Regions from separate parts of the Homo sapiens genome. Here all the other regions are linked to region 1. Evidence: read pairs that join two places in POLR2A ChIA-PET (ENCODE). Cell type or tissue: MCF 10A. All regions are shown on one strand. Region 1 overlaps LINC00659 (long intergenic non-protein coding RNA 659). Region 2 has its middle 4.2 kb from the start of NTSR1. Region 3 holds the start of SLCO4A1-AS2 (SLCO4A1 antisense RNA 2).

The links. Peaks named below come from ENCODE experiments on the same cell type or tissue, not always from the same donor. Only the 100,000 strongest peaks of a DNase experiment are listed, where the experiment ranks them.
Region 2: POLR2A ChIA-PET joins it to region 1 with 25 read pairs; 10 of 35 experiments call an interaction of 5 or more read pairs at or near these places.
Region 3: POLR2A ChIA-PET joins it to region 1 with 21 read pairs; 5 of 35 experiments call an interaction of 5 or more read pairs at or near these places.

The regions. Positions count from the first base shown.
Region 1 is chr20:62,771,982-62,774,481 of GRCh38, reverse strand. LINC00659 (long intergenic non-protein coding RNA 659) reads left to right here. Exons shown (of 3, transcript NR_046225.1): 3 at 1-361. Among named protein-coding and RNA genes, the nearest start is that of LINC00659, 3.6 kb to the left of the region's middle. In MCF 10A, no CTCF peak of the experiment used is centred here; a DNase peak (open chromatin) is centred at 1,201.
Region 2 is chr20:62,703,383-62,705,882 of GRCh38, reverse strand. No RefSeq gene overlaps it. Among named protein-coding and RNA genes, the nearest start is that of NTSR1, 4.2 kb to the left of the region's middle. In MCF 10A, a CTCF peak has its summit at 2,290; DNase peaks (open chromatin) are centred at 1,202 and 2,212.
Region 3 is chr20:62,651,296-62,653,795 of GRCh38, reverse strand. The region is part of intron 1 of SLCO4A1 (solute carrier organic anion transporter family member 4A1); the gene reads right to left. It overlaps SLCO4A1-AS2 (SLCO4A1 antisense RNA 2), which reads left to right and starts at 1,610. Exons shown (of 2, transcript NR_183965.1): 1 at 1,610-1,986; 2 at 2,288-2,500. RefSeq lists enhancers at 1,129-1,318, 2,099-2,188, 2,199-2,498 and silencers at 1,499-1,628, 1,739-1,918. In MCF 10A, no CTCF peak of the experiment used is centred here; a DNase peak (open chromatin) is centred at 1,505.

The DNA.
Region 1 (2,500 bases):
GCCTCTGCTTGGACACCGTGGAGACAGGGCCCTCCTTGTGCTTCAGAAGCATCAACGTGTCAGAAAATCATCTTCACGCCAAGTCTGGAAAAAATGGCTTTGAGGTTGTGCACACAAAGGAAGGAGGGAGAGCCCCAGGTGTCGCGGAGGACCATGCGGCTGACAGAGCCAGCAGGGCGGTGGCGTGTGAGCCGTGCTCTGGATATATAAGGATCTGACGCTGCTGGCAATGTCTGAGCTCTATGCTCGCCCATCTGTCGGCTGCTATCATCACCGGGTGGGATTAGCGGAGATCCACTCTTTCATATTTAAATCTTCACAAGAGAATGAATCACTTTTATAATAAAAGAAAAAGACCGTCCATGTTGTTAATGTGCACACAGCAAGTTGGAAGGCCGGGGAGGGCAGCGGGTGGGGACGCTGACCCAGGCGCCCCCCTGCTGCCTGGAACAGCCCCAGGCCTGCTCCACTGTCCCCTCGGGGTTCCCTGTCGAAGAGGCCAAAGAGTGGAGGGGCTGGTGCCTAGAGGGTGTGGAGCTGCAGGTGCACAGTACAGCTGGCACCTGGCAGAGGTGGTTCATTATCAAGCAAAGGATGAACAAGGCACTTGGAGCCCCTTCACAACTGGAACCTCCACTGCAGGCACAAGGCTGGGCTGGACTGGGGTCTCCTCCTCTCCATGACAGCCTTGGGCAACCTGGAGCCCGCCACTGCCCCTCCCCAGGTGCTGTCCCCTTGAAGCTTCTCCCAACGGTTTAGTATTGTAGAGTTGGCACATCTCACGTGAACAAGAACAGCCATCACTGAAACGAATGCTCAGAGCGGACCGGCGTTTTTTCCCAGCCACCCTGGGGTGAGCATGGCTCACGTTGCACACCAGGAAGCCCAGGAGCGGGGAATTGAACCAGTTCCATCCAGTCCCTGGCAAGGGACCACCCTGTGTCCGAAGGCCACGTTCATTTTTCAGATTGCAGGAAATGGCTCAGCCTGAAGTTCAAGTTTTCCTCTGAGCTCCTGTTGATTAATGTGGCAAAGAGAGCATGCTGTGGAATATGCTGGCAGAAATGTCAGGATTGCTAAAGCGTTTCACTGCAAATGCTCAGGCTGGTGGGGAGGTGCCTTGGCACAATTCTGCAGAGGGTATTTGGCAATAGCAACAAAATCACAAAGGCACAAACCCTGTGACCCAGAAACACCAATTTCACGGTAGGAGCTGCTGCCGCAGGGGTTTGCCCAGAGCACAGGGAAAGATGTGCTCACTGTACTCGCTGGGACAAGCAAGAGATTGGAAAGAGCTCAGTGTCGTCATTCAGGGTGTCTCCTGTGTCTCCTGATCGCTATAAGGGGTTCCAGGCTGGTCCCCGGGGGAGGAGCTCCTGATCAGACGCAGGCCCTGCCCCCTCCCCAGCACAGAGCTGGTGAAGGAAGTGGACATTCATTCATTCAGGATGTTCTGAGTATTTCAGCACCACCAGGCCCTGGGAAATCAAGGTCTCAGCAGATGACGGTGGCAGTTTGATTTTTGGCTGAATTGTCCTCTACAGCAGTCACTGGGGGTTGCGTTTTTCTCACACTGCCCAGTCATGCAGCACACGGAAGCCATCCATATGCCATGGGAAAATGCTTTGTCTCCTGCCTGGGCGCCCCCCGAGCCAGTGAGTACAGTCCTGCCTAGTGGCAAGGTGAGTGTCCTGTTCCCAAGTCATGAAAATGCTCTTCACTGGGGCGGGTCTGCCGAGTTGGGAAGGGCACTTACGGTTTAAACCGAGAGACTCTCCCTGCATTTGAAATGAGGACATAGAGTTCTTTTTCTCTTTTCTTTTCTTTTGTTTTTTTGAGACGGAGTCTTGCTCTGTCGCCCAGGCTGGAGTGCAGTGGTGTGGGGTGATGGGGCAAATGGGGCAGGGCGGCCAGGTGGGGCCAGGCGGGCATCTCCCGAGGATGATCCTGGAGGTCAGCTGCCCGGTGTGGGTGGCCATGACCTTGGTAGCCTGTGACCTTGGTGGCTGTGAGCTTGGACGAGAACATTTTCTTCTGCCAGTGCAATGCCTAGAGAGGCAGGCCACTGAGGGCTGGGGCAGTGAACCCCGGGGACATCGCGTTGGGGAGTCCTGCCGTGATAGAGGGCCCCTGGGCACCACAGTGCAGCGTGTACTCCACCGTGGCTGCTGGATGGCCACCCATGGGCAGTGGAGCTGGGGCAGGGATGGCATTCCAGGTCTACAAAGTAGGGAGAGTGACGGCCCAAAGGAGCGAGGGTCCAGGCGAGCCGCACACGGAGGAGCGAGGGTCCGGGCAGGCCGCACATGGGTCGGAGGCTGCAGAGCCCATGCTGACGGCGCACACCATGGGCTCGGCCTGCTGTCCCTAGAAAGTGTGGGGCAGAAAGAACGGATGCACCTGTGTGCTCCTTGCTGGAAGTGGCAGGGGGCTCTTCCCATGCTGGATCTCCGGACACTCCCCTTGGCGCTCTGCCTGGTGGTCCGCCGCTGCACACGGG
Region 2 (2,500 bases), 69 kb after region 1:
ACTGACACGTGAAGTCGGGCACGCCTTGTGGGGGGCAGGGCTCCGGGGGCGAGTGTCTCCTGCAAGTTGGAGAGCCTTGGGGACCTGCTGCCCCGATCCCAACACTCCCAATGCTGCCTGTTGAGGAGCCGGCCGGTCCCATGGGCAGCGAGGACCGAGGTCCACGGGCACGGCTGTGATTCTAGGGTGCAGCAGGCGTGCTGAGCTGGGGCAGCCAGTGTGCTGGGGACAGCCTGGCTTTCTGTGATTTCCTGAGTGGTGTGAGCGAGGCATGTCCTTATTACCAAGCAAGGTAGTCATCTGTGCCTGGGGTGACAATCACGTCCAAAGAGTCACCACACAAGAGGTCCTTGGAAGCACGCTCCCAAGGGTGGGGGTCCCTGCTTGTTTCATTGGCTAGCTTACCCTGAGTCCCTCCAACACTGCCCGGCACGGGTGGGGGTCCCTGCTTGTTTCATTGGCTAGCTTACCCTGAGTCCCTCCAACGCTCAGTTGGCGCTCACTGGGTTTGTGTTGCACTAGTGGAGCAGATGCAATGGTGAACAGGATGAGGCCATGCCAGCAGGATGTGCGAAACCCGTCACTGGTTTGCAGCAGGCTTCAGGCTTCCAAATGTAGGAGAGCCACCATCTCTCCAGCCTCCAACCTTCTCTTCCCTCAGGCCCCCAACCGCTGTTGGGTGACTCTTGCTAGCAGGAAGGCTTCTTATTAAAATTGAAAAAATTAAGTTGACAATAACACCTGAATCAGTTATCTATTGCTGCATAACGAAATGCCCCCACACTCAGTGGCTTAAAACAACAGGCATTTATTATGTCAGTGGCAGAGTAGTTGGTTTCCTATGAGGACGAAGGCGGGTGGGGCAGAAACGTGGATGTGTTAGAGGCACAGAAGATACGTAATAAACATAATCGGTAGAGCCTGGCTATAGATTTTCCCACCCACAGCATGGAAATTGCACGTGTTCCAGGACGGACGGTGTTCGAAGGAGGATCTTTAAAAACAGAGCGGCACCTGCACATGTGTACGCACAGTGAGTGTTCGCAGGCGGGCAAGGAGGGCGGAGCCGCTTTCCAGCCTCACGCTGGCTGCGCTCCAGGCATCTCTGGGGCTGTTGGCAGATTCTGGGGGCTGTGCTACAGGCTGATCAAGCCTCAGTCATCGGCATCCTTGTCCTTCACATTCCCAGGCCGCCCCTTGGACCTTGGCCAGCTTTCTGGAAACATGAGCTGTGTTCTCAGGGAAGAACCAGAAGAGGAAGCAGGCGTGGCTGCCCACAAGTGCAGCGGCTGCTGCATGGGATAAGCCCCGGGAAGGCCAGGGATGCCGAGGGCAGGTCGGGGTGGCAGGCTGGAGAGGAGGTGATTTCGAATTCCAGCTTCACCAGGCCTGGACCCCCAGTTTCCTGTGTGTGAAAAGCATGACGTGGCCCCTAGGTCACCAGGCTGCTGTGAGCCTCCTGTGATGTGCACACACTTCATTCCACACAGAGGCCAGGGCTCACCCTGGTGGCTGCAGGGCAGCTGGAGAGGCTGGGTGGGAGAAGGATGGCCTGGAGGGGGGTCACACACTCTGCCTTTGCCTGAGTGGGACACACTCGGGGCGTTGCCGTGGCTGTCTTGTGCGCTAGGCTGAGGATGGAGAGTGATTGGCCACCAGAGTTATGTGAGGTCCCTGTCAGCGTTATAGACACTCGGCAATCCAGTTTTGGGCCTCAAGTGAGCTGGGATGGCTGTTCCACATGGTGTCTGCAGGTTGCCTAAGTAAGATGGCACTGGCAGGCTGGGAGGCTCAGGGTAGGACAAACAACTCACTCTGGTTTTCCTGGGACTTTCGAGGTTTTAAAACAGCAAGTCCGGAGACCTGGGAGCTGGAGCCCTCTCAGTCTCAAGCAGTTGGGGCTGAGGGTCACCCTGGTTGTGTGCTGTGGGAGTTTGCTCTTGCAGCTTCCCTCCCTTCCCAGGCTCTCTCCTGCTCCGTTGACCCTCCCAGCCCAGGTCTCCCCCACTGGGACCAGGTCTCACCACTCCCTCCAAATCCCAAATTATCCAGGGTTCCTTCTCCTTCCACGGCTAAGAAGCCAAGAATCTTCTAATTCAAACCTGACATGGCTCCGTGGAGAGCTGGCTGCTCTGTAATGGGCCTGGTTTTCAATCATGTATTTCCTCCGGGCTCTGATTCAGCCGGATGGTCTGACTCACGCAGTCGTCAAACATATATCAACAAGTGTATCTCTGCCATCTGCCTGGAGGCCAGAGCCTCCTGGTGAGCCCTTGACTCAAGGGCTCACACCTAGTGGGCAAAAGCAGCCAAGTTCCCTTAATTTTTGTGCCCCCCAAAGCCATCTGCCTTCCACCTGGCTCTGCGGGAATCTGGCGCAGGCTTGGTACCCAGTGGACAGGGAGATGTGTGTTGAGCGAATTGTGAGCACCTGGAGGGAACAGCTGGCAATTCACCTACTCAGCCTTCCCCCTCGTCTGGGTGCAGCACCCCCAAGTCT
Region 3 (2,500 bases), 120 kb after region 1:
GGGAATAAACTATTTTTTAAGCCCTTTGGTGTGTGGTCATTTCTTACAGCAGCCCCCACGGAGGCAAACAGGTGTCACATATGCCCCCGAATTTGGGAGATGACAGAGGCCTGAGGAGGGCCCAGAGAGATGACCTTGGGGTTGAGGCAGAGTTAGAGCTTAACAGACACACTAACTCTAAGGTCAGCGTGGCGGGTGGGAGCGGAGGCGCAGCCGGTGATCCGCCATGGGGCTGCGAGGGGACACAGGGGCCTCAGTGAGAACCAGCCCCGGGACAGGCCTATGCTGACAGACACTACAGCATTTGGGGATGACAAATTGCTGGCTTTTTTTGTTTTGTTTTGTTTTTTAATAAAGGGGCAACTTCATCTGTGAAGGCAGATAAACCGGGCCCAGCATGGTCAGGCCGGGAGCAGGCCATGGGATCTCCCCCAGGTCCAGGCAAGGCTTGTTTTACGTCTGGAGAGATCTGGCGGTACCAGCACCCCTTCCCCAAGGCCACAGGGATCTCAGGATTGAGCCCCCAAAGCTGGGCTCTGGGTCCTCCCGCCACGTCCTCTGCCGAGGCGCGGTCCCCACAGGGCTCCTCTGTGGAATCGGAGGTCTCGCCCTCTCAGCGAATGGATGCCTCAGCCCCAGGCTCCTTGGGACGAAGGCGGGCAGCTGCTGTGAAGAATCCCGCTGGGTGGCAGGGTGCTAACACCCGCTGTGCACACTGAGCACCAGCTGTGTACCAGGCACCGTCCCAGGCCTCACAGTAGGGGAAGAAGGCCCAGGGGGGTCAGTCATTTGCTCGAGGCCACACAGCCCGCCGGTGGCAATGAGGATGCAGCCCCCGCAGTCTGGCCCCAGAGCCAAGCGTCTGCGTCACAGCTGCCTTCTGACACCTACTGAAAGAGCCGTGCACGCTCGTGTGGCACTCACGTGCAGCCGCTGTTGACCTTGGACACTGCCGGGAGGCTGTTTGAGGCCGTATTTGGAGGCCTCGGACAGCAGAGATTCCACAGCATTCATGCCTGGGGCCTGCTCCCTGGGTGCCCGCGGCCACACCCGGGGGTTTATTTACAATGCCAACACCTATCCACGAGCTGGCAGGCCAGGCTGGTTTGGGACCTGCTGCGTCAGAAAGGGAGTGTGCGTGGAAGGAGAGACATTCATATTGTAAGAGCAATGCTCCACGCCTCCCCAAGGGGCAGAGAGCCACCCACGGCCACCCACGAGCCACAGGCTTTCTACTGAAGCGAGCTGTCACAAGGATGACGTCCCAGGAGCATGTGTAACACAAGAACTCGAATGCCAGGAGTCAGCGGAAAAGCCGGAGGAGCAAGAGCCCCGGGGCGGGACTGACGAGGAGGCGCAAGGGCTCCACCGGCCGCCGGCCGCCGAAACAGAAAGCAACCTCAGAGGCCCGGAGGAGGACAGGCCAGGCTCAGAGCCACGCAGACTCCCCAGGCAGCCTGTGGGTGTGTTTCCCTCGCATTGTTTTTCTTAGTGCAGGAACACAGAGCCAAGAACTACCCTGAGGACTGCCTGGAGGTCAAGGTCCACCCACACACACAAACACGTGCACACGCACACACATAAATAGCAGAAACTTGACCTCATTTCCGGGCTGGGCCAGAACATGAAGGGAAGGAGCCTCAACAGGGCCAAGGAACAGCCTGACGCAGGCGGGAGAGTGCTCAGAGGTTCCGCCTAGCTGCACGTGCTGGCACGGGGAGGGGGGCCGAGCGGGGGTGGGGGGTGTGGGGCGGGGCAGGGTGGGGGAGGCGGGGGCAGGGGGAGTGGGTCGGATTCGGCAGCACTTCTGCAAAGGATCTGATGGGGTCCCTGGGATGCTCAATGGTGGGCAAGCCCACGTAAACCATTGCGAACCAAGACGCTGGCTGCCGTGAAACACCCGCTCAACGCCCGGGCACTGGGCTTGCCTCATACAGGCAGTTTGTTCAGCCCTGGCCTCAGGACCAGACGCTGGGGCCAAAGCAGGTAAGGGGGAAGGGGGAGGATCCCGTCTGCATAGCTTTGAGAGGAAGCCAGATTGCTAAGTTTCGTGACCAGCAATGGCCACAGAGAAACAGAAGGACTTCCTTCTTGAAAATGAAAGCCACAACTGAGAAAGAACAGGTAGTTGTAGGTGTCCAAACAGCTCCAAGCTGAAGGCTGTTTTACCTGAATTAAAAGCTCTGACATAAATATGTAAAGCTCAGCCGAAAGTTACCTATTATGCACATTTAAATCAGCAAATTTAAAATCCTCTTTTAAATATCAGCCATGTGGCTTCCGACAGATGCCCATCAGACGGCCGCAGACGATGAGAATTACATGGCACCACTCAGCTCACCAGCTGTGCACCTCCAGGGGCTTCCGTTGGGGCCTCGTTCTGACGTCTTTCTGAGATCCAGCAGCGACCTGGCTTCGGGCCAGCCTCCCTTATCTGAATCTCACGCAAGCAGCATGTGTGTGACAGTACCCATTCCATCTTCATCATGCCCAAGAGTTT